Regions from separate parts of the Mus musculus genome. Here region 2 is linked to region 1. Evidence: chromatin loops called from intact Hi-C (ENCODE). Cell type or tissue: heart. All regions are shown on one strand. Links, peaks and the distances in the headings refer to the core of each region. The heading gives the core; the rest is flanking DNA. Region 1 holds the start of Rcc1l (reculator of chromosome condensation 1 like). Region 2 holds the start of Castor2 (cytosolic arginine sensor for mTORC1 subunit 2).

Region 1 (8,120 bases), core at 1,453-6,452:
CATCACACCACCTACCTTTTAGGACATTGCATTTCCTTTAAAACTAATTTTTGTGCCTGTGTCAGTTCTATGTTCTTGTGTTTGCGTGGCTGCATGTCTCGGGAGCTATTCGTAAAGCACCATCTGTTGTAAGTATTTTGCCACCCTGTTTATATGCACCACGGGGAGGCCAGAAGAGGTCACAGTATCCCCTGGACCAGGAGTTTCAGACGGTATGGATGCGGGAACTGATCAAGTGTTCTTAACCACGGAGCCATCCCTCCAGCCCCACTTTACAAGGGTTCCAGTTTTATTTGTTTGTTTGCTTTAAAATATACTGGAAAGGGGGTTGGAGCAGTGGCTCAGCTGTTAAGAGCTGATAAGTGTGCTTTCAGAAGACCAGTGTCTGTGTCAAGCACAGCACACGTGCCTGTAACTCGCATTTCCAAAGGATTGGAATCCTTTGGCCTCTGTATGCACCCACACCCGCTTAAAAAAAATAAAATATTTAAAAAATACTTTTAAAGATTTGTTGCTTGGTGTACATGCCATTAATACTAGCATTCACAAGGAAGAAATAGGCAAATCTCTCTGAGTTTGAGGCCAGCCATGACTACATATAAGATCCTGTCCCAAAATAAAATGAGAACACTTTGTTCATATCAGGAAAGGCTGTGTAGCTTCCGACATAGTTTGTATTTGCTCGTGTTCTTGAGCTGGCTCCAATAAATCCTTTCCTCCCAGGTCACAAGTGGGTCACTGATTGCTAGATCCTATGGTGTTCGTCCAGCCTGAAAATCTCTTGCTCTGGCTACTTGTCAAAATCAGGTCACTCACCCTTGCAATGTGGCCTTTTAGGGCACAGTGCTTGGTGGCTGTTCTGGCTCCCACTCAATCTCCTTTCTTCCCACTCTCAGATTGCCATGACGTTTCCTACTTTCTGTCTCCAAGCTCTGCTGTCTGCCCTCAGTCCTTGACTTACTTAGTTTTAGGATTATTAAATAACATTTCCGTGTTGGGTGGTAGTACAGGCCATTAATCCCAGCACTCTGGAGGCAAAGGCAGGGGGATCTCAGAGTTCAAGGCCAGCATGGTCTACAGAATAAGTTCCTCGATAGCCAAAGATATGCAGAGAAACCCTGTCTCAAAAAGCATAACAATAACAACAAAACAAAAAAAAAAAGGCCCCCAAAACATTTACAGGATTTACAGGTCTTCAGTCTAGACCAGTCCTCTGAACTGGAGATCTGTGTAGCCAGAGTCTGTTTTGAAATCTCCACTCTCGAGATGACCAGCCTCAGGAGGACAACATGGCGCACCCTCTCCCTAGTCTTCTCCTCCTCCCTATCTCAAGGTCACAGGTTTCAGCCTACAATACTCGGATCCCATGGGATGGGAGCAGGTGCTGGAGGGCCTGCTTCATTTCCTGACAGGAAGCAGAGGAAGGAAGAGGGAGGGAGAGGGGGAGGAGAAAGGAGGGAAAGGAAAGGCAAGGCAAGAAAAAAGAAGAGACTTAGAGCTACATCATCAGTGAGCCACTTCCTCCAGCTAGGTCCTGAAATTTCCAGAGCACCCCAAATAGGGTAATCAGCTGGGGTTCACGTTTTCAATATATGGACTGGGGAGGACACTACCCCGACCATAATAGCTGGTTGAATTTTCCTCCCTCCACCACCCCCTGCCCCTCCCCCCTCTTCCTTCCTTCCTTCCTTCCTTCCTTCCTTCCTTCCTTCCTTTCTTTCTTTCTTTCTTTCTTTCTCTTTCTCCCTTTCCTTCCTTCCTTATTTTCTTCTCTCTCTCTCTCTCTCTCTCTCTCTCTCTCTCTCTCTTTCTTTCTTTCTTTCTTTCTTACCAGGCTGGCCTCCAACTGCCTCCTGAGTGCTGGGGTTAAAGACTTAAGCTACCACATCTGAGTAAATATATCCTAACTTATTAAAAAGAAATAGCCAGGCAGTGGTGGCACACATCTTTAATCTCAGCACTGGAGAGACAGAGGCAGGTGGATCTCTTGAGTTGGAGCCAGCCTGGTCTACACAGCAAGTTCCAAGATATAGCCAGGGCTATACTGAGAAACTCCCACCTTGAAAACAAACAGGAAAAGAAAAGAGGGGAGGGAGAGAGGAAGGAAACGGACACACACAAGTGTGTGGTACCATCTGGACTCCATGTGGACATGTGCACACACAAGCACACAGGTCCTAAAATAAAATAAAAAGCACTACTCGGGAGGCAGGGGCAGGAGATCTCTGTGAGTTCAAGGCCAGCCTGATTTACACAGCAATCTTCACGTCAGCCAGAGCTGCATAATGAGACCCTGTCTCAAAAGTTATAAATAAGCTACACATTGCAATCATAAAACATAAGCATCAGCAAGAGAGGCTAATTAAGAAAAGTGGGTCGTGTTTAGCAACCAGCAGAGTGCAGGATCCGCTCAGGCTGGTGGCCCGCACCCGTGGTGACACTGGTGAATGCTGCCTTCATGAGCAGGAGAACTCAAGGGTGAAGTGCCATTACGACTGTAAGTGCTACTACTATAGTAGTTAGCGTCTCTCAATTAACTCAGGAATTTAATGCAATCTCAATAGTAAAACCCAGTGGAATTTTATTACTGCTACTTGACAAGATGACTTTTAAATTTTCATGGAAGTAAATGTTACGCATAGCAAAGTCAATTTGGTGAGAAAAGAAAAGAGAACAAAACAGGCACCCTTGAATAAAAATGAGAACATACGGCACAGCTTCCGGAGCCTTGTTGTAGGATGAATTCATTTTTTTCCTTCCCCTGTTTTATTTCCAGACAAGGTCTCATTGTAGCCCAGGCTGGCCTCAAGCTCACTATGTAGCCAAGGATGACCATGAACGGATCCTCCTGCCTCTGCCTTCCAAGTGCTGAGAAGAGAGGCTTTTGCTCAGTTCATGTTCATCTTCCTCATAGATTCTAAATAGTATTTCAAACACTGAGATTATGTTTGTGGTAGACAATAAATTATTTTGGGGTAACGAGATATCCGCTTGGCCTCATGGGGTGGCACACACCCTCAATCCCAGCACCTCAGAGGCAAAGACAGGTGAACTCTGAGTTCCACACCAGCCTGCTTTACATAGTGAGTTCTAGGTGAGCCAGGGCCATTCAGTCAGGTCTTGTTTCAAAAAGAAAAGAAAAAAAAAGTCTATTAACAGTTTTTAACTGTGGGGTGGTGAGATGGCCCAGAGGATGAAGGCACTTGCCTTTTGAGTCTGAAATTCTTGAGCCCATCCTTGGAAGCTCCATGGTGGAGGGCGAGAAGTGACTCCCTAAAGATGCTTTCTAACTTCTGCACGTAACGCTGTGATGTGCATTCACCCCCAAATACATAAATGGAACATATTTTATTATGTTTTAAGATTGAGACTGGACTTGGTAGTGCTTGCCTGTAATCCTGGCACCCAGGAGGCAGAGGCAGGAGATTCAGGAGTTCAAACAACACAGCAAATTAAATACTAGCCCGGGCTACGTTAGACCCTGTTTCAAAAACCACAAACATTTACTTCTGTTGGGCTCTGGCTAGAACTCAAGAACTTGCACATACTAGGTGATCATGTTATCACTGGGCCACACTCCCTGCTTCTGACTACAATTGTAAATCTCATTCGGAGAATTCGACTGTTGTGTCCCTTGTCACAAAACAAGAACCAAATTGATGGGCAAGCATCGCCACCTAGTGGCCATGATTCACACTGTAGATGTCCTCTTGGTTGCAATTTTCGAAGGTTTTTTTTTTTTTTAAAACTTTTATTTATATGCATGTGTGCATATCTGTATGAGTGAATGCCACATGTGTTCAAGGGACCCTGGAGACAAGACGTCTATGTCAGAATCCCTGAAGCTGGAGTTGTTAGGTGGTTGTGAGTCACCTGATATGGGACCTGGGATCCAAATTTGAGTCCTATGCAAGTGCAGCAAGCACTCTTTTTTTTTTTTTGGTTTTTCGAGACAGGGTTTCTCTGTATAGCTCTGGCTGTCATTTGTAGACGAGGCTGGCCTAGAACTCAGAAATCCGCCTGCCTCTGCCTCCCAAGTGCTGGGATTAAAGGCGTGAGCCACCACACCCAGCTTTTTGGCTACTTTTATCTTTCGAACTAGGGTTTCACTATGTCAGCCAGACTGGCCTGGAACTAGGTATGTAGACCAGACTGGCTTCAAACTCAGAGATCTGCCTTTCTCTGGCTTTGGAGTGGTGAGAGTAAAGGTGTACACACCGGGCATGGTGTACAGTTCCTCCTTCACCATGCCTGCCTGGATACTGCCATGCTCCCACCTTGATGATAATGGACTGAACCTCTGAACCTGTAAGCCAGCCCCAATTAAATGTTGTTTTTATAAGACTTGCCTTGGTCATGGTGTCTGTTCACAGCAGTAAAACCCTAAGACAACACCTAATGACATCGTTCCACTCACACACCAGCTCCTTGCCAGACTGTTTAGTCAGGAAAGATACTTTGGCATCCGTAAACCGTCTTCATCCTCTTTCATTTTGCCCTCCATAGTCCAGATCTTTTTTGGGGAGTGGGGATGGGATAGGGTTTCTCTGTGTAGCCCTGGCTGCACACAGTCCTGGAACTCACTCTGTAGACCAGGCTGGCCTCAAACTTACAGAGATCCACCTGCCTCTGCCTCCTCGGTGCTGGGATTAAAGACCTGTGCCACCACTGTCCGGCTTTGGTCCATATCGTAAGACACACACACGTCCTCACTTCTTGCCTTGGCTTTCCGGGGTTGGATTGACTTTGCTTTCAGTTTATACTGGGAAGTCAGGTCCCTCCTTGTGAGTATCAAGTGTCTTTCTTGGTCCATGCTCTGCTCTCCTGAGACCTGACCTGAGACTGATCTGGATACTGTAAGCTGAAGCTTATGAATCTTGCAGCCGCATCCTGTGGTGAAGCATCCCCTTTGGGGAAGGACTTCGCCTGGATTCTAAACAACAGGAGGTGTGTCCCTTATCACATGAAAGCAATAGGCCAGCTGACTGCCGGCCTTCTTGGTGATTTACATCCCCACTGTAGCGGAGAGCTCTGTAAAGCTCTTTTCTGGGTGCCCCACCTTTTAGTTTACTTTGCATTTATTTTGTGTGAATGTGTGGGGAGATGCCCATGATGCTGAATCGGCCCGGAGGTCAGAGGACAACTTGCAGGTGTCTGTTCTCTCCTTCGGCCCCCACGTGGTGGTCCTGCCTGGGATTTGGGCTTGGCGGCACACACCTATGCCCTAAAGCCATCCTGTTTGTCCCCCATGTATCCCCTTATCTCATTGGAGGATTTTGCTTTATGAAACAGTGCTACATCCTGGCAAAGCGGTAAGAACGCAGCGATGCCACACTTCACAGACTAGGTGTGTAACATATCCTTGAGCTTGTCTTGGGATTAAGTACACATTGGATGAAGTATGGGGCTTCAGATGGACCTCAGTTGACAGTGTGTTTCTAGCATGCAGGATGCTCTGGGTTCCATCCCAGGACTGTGTAAACTTGGCATAGTGGTGAACACTGGAGATAGGCAAAAAGGTCAAGAGTTCAAGGCCATCCTTGGGTACATAATGAATTCAAGCTCAGCCTGGGCTACATGAGACCCATCTGAAGGAAAACTAATTAGTACGTTCCTGTTTATCAAGAAATACACACTAAGGATGAGCAAAGGGAGTTCGGGGGGAAGGATCCACTCTGTATTAGGGGATAACTTTTAGGAAGCCCTGCCATGGACTGTAGTCTTTATTTCAGGGACTGAATTTCTCTGTGTAGCCTTCATGCTGGAATTGAGATCTAAAGGAAGTAAGAAGGGCCCCTGGAAGCCAGGTGTAGTTTAATCAGGGTTGAACCTGGCACACTGGCATGGGTCTGTAATCCCATCACTTGGGAGGCTGGGGTAGGAGAACTGTAGTGAGGTAGAGGCTAGCCTGGGTTACAGAGTGAGACCCTGTCTTAGAAAAATATTCAATTAGAGGGCTGGAGAGAGGGCTCAAGAGTTAAGAACACTGTGCAACAACAATGACAAACAAAACAAAATACTGTTTACTCTTCCAGAGGACCAGAGTTCTAATTCTAGCATTCACATGGGGGTGTGTGGGAGTGGGGTATCAACTGTAACTGCAGTTCTAGAGAATCTAACACCCTCTTCTGAGGCCTCCACAGACACTATACACGCAGGGTACACAGATATACATGCAGGTAAAGTACCCATATGCATGAAATAAAACCGCCTAAAATAAACTAAATCAACCAATCAGTGCTGGGTATGGTGGCACACACCATTCAGGAGGCAGGGGCAGGTTTGAGTTATCCTGGTCTACAGGAACAAAGCAAGTTCCAGGCCAGTTAGGGCTAAATAATGAGATTCTGTCACAAACAAACAAACAAACAAACCATATATATTAATAGGTTTTCTTTCTTCTAGGGTGGTTTGCAATTTGCAGCAATATTCCTGCCTCAGCCTAAAGTTGGGGTTACAGGTGTGAACCACTGTGCCCAGCTACCTTCCCCAGTTTTGCTTCCATGAGATAAGCATCTAGGATGTTCCCTCTGTCTCCTTTCAGTATTTATACAAAACACTTCTTGGAATTGGGAGAGTAGTCTGTGTTAACCTATACCCTAAGGATGTGTGAGGACCTGGGTTCAATTCCCAGCTCCACCTAAGTAACTCCACACCAAAACTAACACACACACACACACACACACACACACACACACACACACAGAATTTAAAAAGGGGCAGTAAGAATCATAGAACACTTCACAGACATCTTCAAATAATAGCTTGACACTCATTTAAGTCCCCTACTCATGGATAGACGGTGAAGCCATAGCCTTCTCAAGTCTTTGCTTTCCTGGAGTAGTAATCATCTGCCAATAGTAAACATGGTTGTCTTTCCCTTAGCGCGTCGCCTTCAGCCAGTAGTAAGCATGGCCGTATCTACTTCCGCCAGGCTAGAGGTCAAGGGTGACACAAGATGGCGGCGCCCATAAGCGGTTGAGGCGTGACGCGGAGGATGTTGGCGGCGGCCCGGGCTCTGCGGGGGCCGCGGCCGAGGTGGCCGACACCGGCTCGCGAGCACTGGACACCGGCCGGCCGTTCGCGGAGCCGGCGAGAAGCGGCCGAGGCCGAGGCGGACGTTCCGGTGTTTCAGTACGTGGGCGAGCGCGCGGCTCGCGCCGATCGCGTCTTCGTCTGGGGCTTCAGCTTCTCCGGGGCGCTCGGGGTGCCCAGCTTCGTGGTGCCGTCCTCGGGGCCTGGACCGCGCGCCGGCCTGCGGCCCCGACGCAGGATCCAGCCGGTCCCCTACCGCCTGGAGCTGGATCATAAGGTGGGGGCAGTGGCATCCTCGCTGGCATCTCTTAGGGAACTTTCTTCCCCGCGTGGCCGGATTTCCGGGAGCAATGACCTCCGAGATCCCGGGATCTGCAGAGGGAGGCATGAGGGGTGGCTGCCGAGAAGTCTGTTTCTCCCAGTGCTCCGTCCTTCACTGCTGAGCCTGTTTATCACGTCTGTGGATCTTGGGGTCTCGTTCAGCATTTTTAGCAGTTTGCTTGTGGCTCGAGAGAGTTTGGTGTCTTCCCTTACTTTCTTGCCCATTGGCGTAGCTTGACAATCGCACCAAGGATTCTGCCCTTAGATCATTCGCTCAGGCCCCCCCCCCCCCCAAAAGGCCGGAGCTGTCACCTCCCAGTTACAGAGGATGAAAGGGAGTAGCAGAGAGGTCAAGTAAGGTCCAGGGCCCCACAGCTGGGTGTAAATGGTGGTATTTGTAACTTAGACTAGACAGCTCCCTTGAGGGACGGGACATTCCACAGGTCGGAGGTGTGTCGGCTAGAGTCAGTGATGGGCAGCCGGAAAAGGAGATGCTCATCTGAGCGGTTAGAGGGGAAATAGGAGGTTGCCCATGGAGCTTCTAAGGTGGCTCACGCCTTTAATCCCAGCACTTGGAGGCGGAGGCAGGCTAATTTCTGAGTTCGAGGCCAGCCTGGTCTACAGAGTTCCAGGACAGCCAGGGGTACACAGAGAAACCCTGTCAAAAAGGGGGGGCGGGGAAGAGGCTCACTTTTCAAAAGGGCTCAGCCCGGCAGCCGTGGTGGCTCACATCTGTAGTCCCAGGACTTGGACTGGACGGTTGA
Region 2 (8,120 bases), core at 1,846-6,845, 80 kb after region 1:
CCTGCCTAGAATCTCCCAGTGAGGGGCTGGGGGCGTGGCTCAGTGGTAGAGCCCCTGCCTAGAATCCTCTAGTGAGAGGCTGGGGGCGTGGCTCAGTGGTAGAGCACCTGCCTAGAATCCTCCAGTGAGGGGCTAGGGGCGTGGCTCAGTGGTAGAGCCCCTGCCTAGAATCCTCTAGTGAGGGGCTGGGGGCGTGGCTCAGTGGTAGAGCCCCTGCCTAGAATCCTCTAGTGAGGGGCGGGGGGCGTGGCTCAGTGGTAGAACCCCTGCCTAGAATCCCCCAGTGAGGGGCTGGGGGCGTGGCTCAGTGGTAGAGCACCTGCCTAGAATCTCCCAGTGAGGGGCTGGGGGCGTGGCTCAGTGGTAGAGCCCCTGCCTAGAATCCTCTAGTGAGGGGCGGGGGGCGTGGCTCAGTGGTATAGCACCTGCCTAGAATCCCCCAGTGAGGGGCTGGGGGTGTGGCTCAGTGGTAGAACACCTGCCTAGAATCCCCCAGTAAGGGGCTGGGGGCGTGGCTCAGTGGTAGAGCCCCTGCCTAGAATCCCCCAGTGGGGGGCTGGGGGCACTCAGTGGTAGAATGCACTTGCTGTGTATGCAGGAGGCCTGAGACCAATCCTCAGTGCTGCAAAAAAGAAAGAGGGTGCAAGAGAACGCATGAAGGTCAGTGGTTTGATCTTGTGCTCTTGACTCTTTCTGAACAGCACACTGCAAGCAGAAAGGCTGCTGGCACTCCTGACTATGGGCCTCCTTTGCAACCTGTGCTGGCAAAAACAGAGCTTAATCCACAGAGATGTAAACTCACATCTTGGGCTCGGTCCCTGATCTCATGACCTTGAGCAAATTAATCCCTGAGCCCCAAGTGCCTTCTCTGTAAAAGCTATGTCACTGAGTTGTCATTCCCTTAATACACTAGGATATAGGCCTGTACTTGTAGACTTGATCCCCCTTCCTGCCTAATTCCTACTAAGATACTGCATATAATATAAAGCCTCCTCCTCCAGGTGGGCTGCCAGGCTGCCCTAACCGCTCTTTTGTTTGCTTTCTTTATTAAAAATTATGCATATATGTTTAGATACGTGTATGCACATTAGTGCCGATACTTGCAGAGGTCAGAAGAGGTCACTAGGTCTCTTGAAGCTGGAGGTACTGGAGGTTGTGAGCCACCTGGCCTGCGTGCGGGGAGACAAACTAGGTCCTCCCCCGCAAGGGCAGCAAGCAGCCTTAACTGCTGAGCCACCTCTCCAGGCTTGGCCTTCCTTTTTTCTATCCTGCTGGACCATGTTTCTTGACTTCAGCTTTTTAAACTATGATTGTGTCTTTCCTTCCCGGGACTGGGTGCCTAGCTCTGCACAGGGAGGGGTATATCTCTCTCTACATAGGGTAGCCTGTGTCTACACTGGGGTCAGCAGCATCCAGGTAGCGACCGAGTGTCTTCTAGCACCATTCTCTGCCCCATGATCTACCTGCTTCACCCCAAGGAGACACCTGGGAGAGAGAGAGAGAGAGATTGAGAGAGAGAGAGGAAGTGACTAAGTCTGTGAGGAGGGTGGAGGCAGGGGAGTGCTTGGGGAGGCTTCGGGGTGACGTCACTAATCTTGAGGGCTGAAGTGGAACTGACAGGGGTGTAGGGGACATTCCAGGAAGAGATGAACGTACAGATGTGAAGAGGGAAGAGAAAGCAGGCGAAGGGCTGTTACTAGTGTCTCTACTTAGGGAGATGGCTCAAGACAAAGATTCTGGATCCAGGTTCCCCAAAAGCCCCCCCCCCCCCCCCCCGCAACGCCACAGCAGGGGCCTGGCCCTGTAGAAACAGTTTCAACAGGCAGTGGATGTTCCAGGGAGTCACCATTGGGGGGAAGGTCAGTGCTAATAAGAACCTGGACCACAGTGGAGGGGAGAGAGTCAAGAATTACTCTGTGCAGGGCTTGCTGCTGTAAATAACTTAATAGCCGCACACCAACACTCCTTTAGAGACATAGCTGGCTTTAAATATGCTTTGAATGACCCACTCATTCAGTGGGTCCTGGCTGTGCTATGTCCATTTCACAGACACACAGACACACACAGACACACACACACAGACACACACAGACACACACACACACACAGACACACACACACACACACACACACACACACACACACACGGACAGTGAGCTGGCTTGGGCCACTGGGGCACAGACACACACAGACACACACACACACACACACACAGACACACACACACACACACACACACACACACACACACACACACACACGGACAGTGAGCTGGCTTGGGCCACTGGGGCTGATTCCAGCACGAAGCCACGCCTGGGCTCAGAGTGCATAAGTGCAGCAGCTTGTCAGTTCTCAGAGCAACTATACTCAGCAGTTTCTAGAGTTAGCGTCTGAAGACAAGGAGGTGACCTTTGACCTCTGAGTCATCTTGCAACTGGACCGGTCACTTGGGCCTATCTTGGAAGGGAGGAGGGGTACCAACCCTACAAGGGCACAAGGTGTTTCTGTGGTCAGGTAGGCCAGTATGAGCTTGTCTCTGGGCCTCAATTTGAGACCTTCAACTTGGACCCTGGGAGTGACATATGAGGGATGCTCATACACACACAAAAAGGCCAGACCCTTCACCAAGGCACAGGGAACAGACAGAGCCAGCCTTTCTCTTGTCTTTCTAAAAAGAGAAAGAAAAAAAATGAAAAGTTCCCCTAAAAGCCCTCTTTTCTCCAGCCTGAGAAAGAAAGGAGGAACCAGGAGGTTGTCAGGGGCTGTTGAGGCCAGAGGTTGGCAATCTGGTACCTCCAGCTTCTGAGTCCTGGGGATTGCCTGGAGAGTGGGCAGAGAGCGAGCGAGTGGATACAGGATTAGAAGGTGGTGACAGAGGGGCTTCTTGCACTTGGGGGGTGGGGAGGGAAGCGTGCTCAGAACCTGAGCTGTTAGCTTTGTTTTCAAATGACCTGTTTAATGATTTACCTGGGGCCATCCAAGGAGCAAGGGGCTCCTCGGACAAGGGAGGTAAGGACTCCAAACCTCTGGTCCCCGCAGATATGACAGCTCTCAGAGAAGAAAGTAAACACTGGCAAAGCTACCTAGCTGGCTTCATCTGCTAAACAATAGCCCTGACCAAGCTCAGAAATAGCCCTGTCCAAGTCAGATCCCTAAGGCAAGAACTTTTAACAGGCCCTTCCCCCTGAGCCCAACTGGTAGGAGACAAGACAGCAAGGCAGGGGAAGGAGGGAGGGGTCTGTGTTTGCTGTTCATTTAACTTAATCTTGACCCATAACGTATCCATTCCTTTGGCAAGGAGGTAAGAGCATCCTCGCTTTAAATCCCCCTCCCCCCCTCCCCCCAAACCAGACCCATCATAATGGTAAGTGAATGGTAAGGGGTTTGAGTCAATGGTAGCTTGCTCCAATTCCCACTGCATAAGGGGAAATGGGCAATGAAAAGAAAAGGTAGTCTGACTAATCTAACAGGAGTTTATGAAGTCAAACACATCCAGCAACGGGAAAAAAAAAAAATCTAAGATTAAAAAAAAATATTTTTTTTCTTCTTTTTCTTCTTACCTCCCAAGGCCTTCCACTATTTTTCTCCCCCTGGAACATCCAAGCCCAGGTTCCAGGCAGATCCATCAACACGTCTGCTCCTCCCCTTCCATGGTTCAAAATCCCCCCCCCCCCCCACTTCGCTGGACCCCCAAAGAGAAAAGAAATCAGCGACCCTGGCCCTGCTGCCCCTCCCCCGCTGCCTGCACCTCTTCTCCCCTCGCAGGCACCTGGAGATAAACATCTACTAATGATTTTATGATATTTCTGTTCTGGGGTAGACCGACCTCAGCGCCATCCCTCCCCGCTTGCCAATGGCTACAGGGGGGCCGGCCCAACTGGGAGGAGGGTAGTGGTGGTGGTGGTGGTGGTGGATGGATGGGGGGATGGGGCGTGTTTAGTTTGTAAATTTCCTCCTCCAGATCCCCACACCTGTTTTTCATTCATTCATTCGTTCATTCATTCATTCACGGATGCATCATAGAGGCCATTTAGGGAGGTTACTCGGGATCTCGGGGAAGGGACTGAGACGGGAGGGGGGGGTGTTGGGTGTTGGTGGCAGCAGTTGGAGGCGCAGTGGGGTGGGGGCTTCTGGGTGGAGGGGACCCCCACTAGAGAGCACAGGGGTGGCTTTGTCCGATGCAGGAGAATGGCAGAGATTAGGGGGGGATGAAGTTGTTTTGCACTGCGTCCCCCCGGGGTGCGCCTCTTTGTCTGTCCCGGGGCTGGTACCATGAGCCCCCCCCGACACCCCCCCCCCCCGTCAGCCATCCCCTCGCCCCTTACTCTCTTTCTCTCACCTGGTCTTGGAAGACAGGAAGGCAAGTTTGATGAGGCCGTAGGTGAAGAGCGGGATACTCTCCTTGGCGACGCTGGCAACTTGCAGCCGGTGTTCCAGAATGTGCAGTTCCATCGTCCGCCCAGGGCTCCTCCACGGCGGATCATCCGCGGTGGCCCGAGTTGGGGGGGGGGGGACGGGGACGAGCCGCGGCCCCCGCCCCCTGTGCGCCCCAAGCCGTGGGGCAACCGGCCCAGGGAAGGGGGCCCGGAGCTCGATGCCGGGTTGATTCGTACTCGAGCCAGAAAAAGGAAGCTTGGCAAGTTGCAAAAAAAGGAGGCCTGGGGAGGACCTGCGGGGTGCAGCAAGCTACGGGGTGGACAAGCAAACAGCGCCCGGCTGAGCGCGGCGCCCGGCGCAGCAGCAGCTGGTGTTCGCTGTAACAAACAACTTGCCACTCAAACGCCGGGCCCGTGATGCGCAGGCGCCAGCCGGGAGGCCACGCAATGCCAATCGGGATTTGTAGTCCGCGCGCGCGCTTTTACGCGGCCCTCCCCCCAACCCCCCGGACTACTCCAGCTTGCTGATGTCAAGCCAGGGGGGCTGGGCTGCTGCGCCACGGTGCCCTGGGAATGCAAGATTTCGGGGTTCCCCAGGGACACAGAGGAACCCGATGGGACATATAGGGAATTTGGAGCGGATTTAAGCTTAGATGCATGCTCTTTAATCGCTCAAACTCAGGATTAGGTACTTTCTTTGGGGTGTCAATCGAGAACCCCTTTCCTCAACAAGCAACTCCAGCGTTGGAAAAGGCCTGATCCTGCCAGAGGAGAGATTTAGAGGAATCGGTGATTGTCGTTCAGGGAAGGAAAGCAAAAGAAGAGTTGGGTTAGATAGAGAAGGGTGCCGGCTTCCTTGGAAAAGGGTGCTGGGGGCTGAATGAGAGCACGCAGGCAGGGGGAGGGGGGCGCTCAGAGGGAGAGCTGCGCGGCCTTCCAGGCAGAAGGAACACCGTGTCCAAACGCACAGAAGCGTGAAAGCCCCCACGGTACTGTGTTTGGCTTTGTTGCTGCGGAAAATGTGAGGGAGGATAGAGATAAGGCAGGCACGGGAACCAGGACCCGGGTCTCCGGGATCATGGGTGCAAAGCTGCTGAAGTAACTGTGGATCTGGGAGGGTGGAGGGGTAAGGGGGAGCGGGAGGGGGTTACCGGGGTGAGGTGGAGAGCGGAACTGAATCTGAATGAGAGTTATCCTTAGTGTTTCTAACCCCAGGCTTGAGTGCTGTATGGGGGACCTGTTTAGCAAATATTCTGCCCGCCCCTCCCGCCCCTCTCCCTTTCATGGCTGACTAGGTTTTGAAATCCTCTAGGTTAAAGTTACTGACTAGTGCTTTTGCCCTTTGGCAGAGTGCTTTGACGTTGTGGTGGGTCAAGTCTACCTGACGAGGCGAACAGGGAACTCTTCGGGGAGAAAATCCTGCCTGTCAATCTCATATTCTCAGTTCCCTTCTATCAGATGGGGGCTTATTGTGCTGCCTCATACCCACTAAAGGGCGTGAAACCCAGAATTCTCACTATGTCTTTTAATGTAGTTAAAGATTGGGCCTTCGAGATGGCTCAGTGGGTAAAGACGCTGCCAAGTTTGCTGACCTGAGTTCGATCTTCTGGACCTTGGAAGGAGAGAATGGAACCCTGCAGGTTGTTCCTCTGATTTGTACATGCGTGCACACACGTAATTTCAATAAATAACTGATAGCTCTATTTTTCTTTTGTTTTGAGACAGAGTCTCGTTTATCTCATGTTATCCTTCATCAAGTCTATCTATAGTTGAAGATAACCTTGAACTTCTGATCTTTTCGCCTCCATTTCGGTTGCCTGTACAGAGCCACATCTGGTTTATGCTGTGGTGGGGATGGAACCCAGAGCTTTGTACATAGTAGGCAGACAGTCTTAACACTCAAGTACTCCCAGCCTTCTTTTTCTTTACTTTTAACTAAAAACTTAATAGAAAAAAACCCCATAATTTTGTGTATATAGGTGTTTTCCCTGTATGTATGTATGCATGTATGTATGTATGTATGAATGTGTGTGTCACAAGCATGCTTGGTGCCCAGGGCACTCAGAAGACAGTGTCAGACCCTCTTGAACTGGAGTTAGTTACAGGTGATTATGAGCTACTCTGTGAGTGCTGGGAATTTTACCCCAGATCCTCTGGAAGAGCAGCCAATGCTCTTAACCATTGAGCTACACTAACTTTTATTTACTCTAAAAATTTGTTTTTATTTTTATTTGTGTTTCTGTGTCTCTGTGTGTATATGTTGTGTCTGTGTTGGGAATATGTGTGCCCTAGAAGGCCAGAAGAAGGTATTAGATCCCAGGGATCTGGAATGACAGATGGTCATGAGTTCCTTGTCATGGCTGCTGAGAACTGAACTCAGGTCCTCTCTTAGCCACCAAGGCATCCATCCAGTCCTTATTTTTTGTTTTCTGAAAATTTGGATACTGGTTTTCCTGTAGCCCAAGTTAGACCCGAACTCTTGATTTTCCTGCTCCTACCTCCCAAGTTCTTGGATTGAGGGTGTGCCTCTACCACACCTGACAGACCATGCAGAAACTGTTTCAAGCTGGGAATTTAGCCAGTGGTAGAGTGCTTGCTCAGCACTGTAAATAAATACAATAAAATATTGGGCATGATGGCATACATTTAAATTCACTGCTGGGAGGTTGATGCAGGAGGATTATTGTCAGTTGGAGACTAGCTTGGGCTATGTAGTGAATTCAAGGCAAACTTTAGCTACAGAGTGAGGATTTGTCTCAAAACATCCACTACTAACTTAATCAAATGAATAAAATAGAAGGCTTGTCTGTTTCCCCTTCCTCAAAAAAAATCTCTGTTCCATACAGCAATTATTTTGGGGGCTGGTGAGCTGGCTCAGCAGGTAAAGGTGCTTGCTGTCAAGCTGGATGCTCTGAGTTCAAGCTCCGTGACCCACTTGGTGTAAAGCGATAACCAACTCCCTAAAGTTGTCTGATTGTTTCTGCCTTGGTCAGGGTTTCCATTGCCGTGGAGAGACACCGTGACCAAGGCAACTCTTATAAAGGACAACATTTAATTGGGGCTGCCTACAGGTTCAGAGGTTCAGTCCAGTATCATCAAGGCAGTGTTATGGCAGCATCCAGGCAGGCATGGTGCAGGAGGAGCTGAAAGTTCTACATCTTCATCTGAAGTCTGCTAGGAGAAGACTGCCTTCCACGGAGCTAGGATGAGGATCTTAAAGCCCACACCCACAGTAACACACCTACTCCAACAAGGCCTCCTCTCCTAATAGTGTCACTCCCTGGACCAAGCATATTCAAAGCACCACAACTTCCATATGTACACACACACACACACACACACACACACACACACTCACACACTTGCTCTTTTTAAGTAAACATAATAAAGATCTAAAAGACAGTACTTTTGGTGTTCTCTGCTGTATTCTCTCTGTTAGCAACAGCATCAGGGAAGGTCATTTGTTCAATATCTAAGAAACATACATTCACATGCCTTTGCAATGAACTCTAAGGTCCAGAAGGCTCAGATAGGAATGTGTCCAGGAGGCCAGCTTGGTGGCACGTATTTATAATCCCAGTATTTGGAAGGCAGAGAGTCAAGAGTTCAAGAGTCAAGTCAGGAGTTCAAGGTCATCCATCCTCAGCTACATAAAGAGTTCAAGGGTTGGTGAGATGTCTCAGTGGTTAAGAGCACTGGCTGCTCTTTCAGAGGAACTGAGTTCAATTCCTTACACCTATATGG

The links. A loop is a pair of places that touch in the nucleus more often than their neighbours do. Peaks named below come from ENCODE experiments on the same cell type or tissue, not always from the same donor. Only the 100,000 strongest peaks of a DNase experiment are listed, where the experiment ranks them.
Region 2: it touches region 1 in a loop (2.5-fold over the local background); 1 of 42 quality-filtered maps calls a loop at or near these places.

Annotation. Positions count from the first base shown.
Region 1 is chr5:134,175,592-134,183,711 of GRCm38, reverse strand. It overlaps Rcc1l (reculator of chromosome condensation 1 like), which reads left to right and starts at 6,945. Exons shown (of 11, transcript NM_033572.2): 1 at 6,945-7,312. The coding sequence starts at 6,998. It also overlaps a transcript of Gtf2ird2 not described here. In heart, for the core only: a CTCF peak has its summit at 3,679 (motif pointing left); no DNase peak of the experiment used is centred there; H3K4me3 peaks cover 140 bases.
Region 2 is chr5:134,096,371-134,104,490 of GRCm38, reverse strand. It overlaps Castor2 (cytosolic arginine sensor for mTORC1 subunit 2), which reads right to left and starts at 4,743. Exons shown (of 9, transcript NM_030719.3): 1 at 4,340-4,743. The coding sequence starts at 4,452. Gm15627 (predicted gene 15627) reads left to right here and starts at 4,850. Exons shown (of 2, transcript NR_166664.1): 1 at 4,850-5,365; 2 at 5,726-6,079. In heart, for the core only: a CTCF peak has its summit at 4,704; DNase peaks (open chromatin) are centred at 2,481, 4,010, 4,820 and 5,340; H3K4me3 peaks cover 2,396 bases; H3K27ac peaks cover 3,113 bases.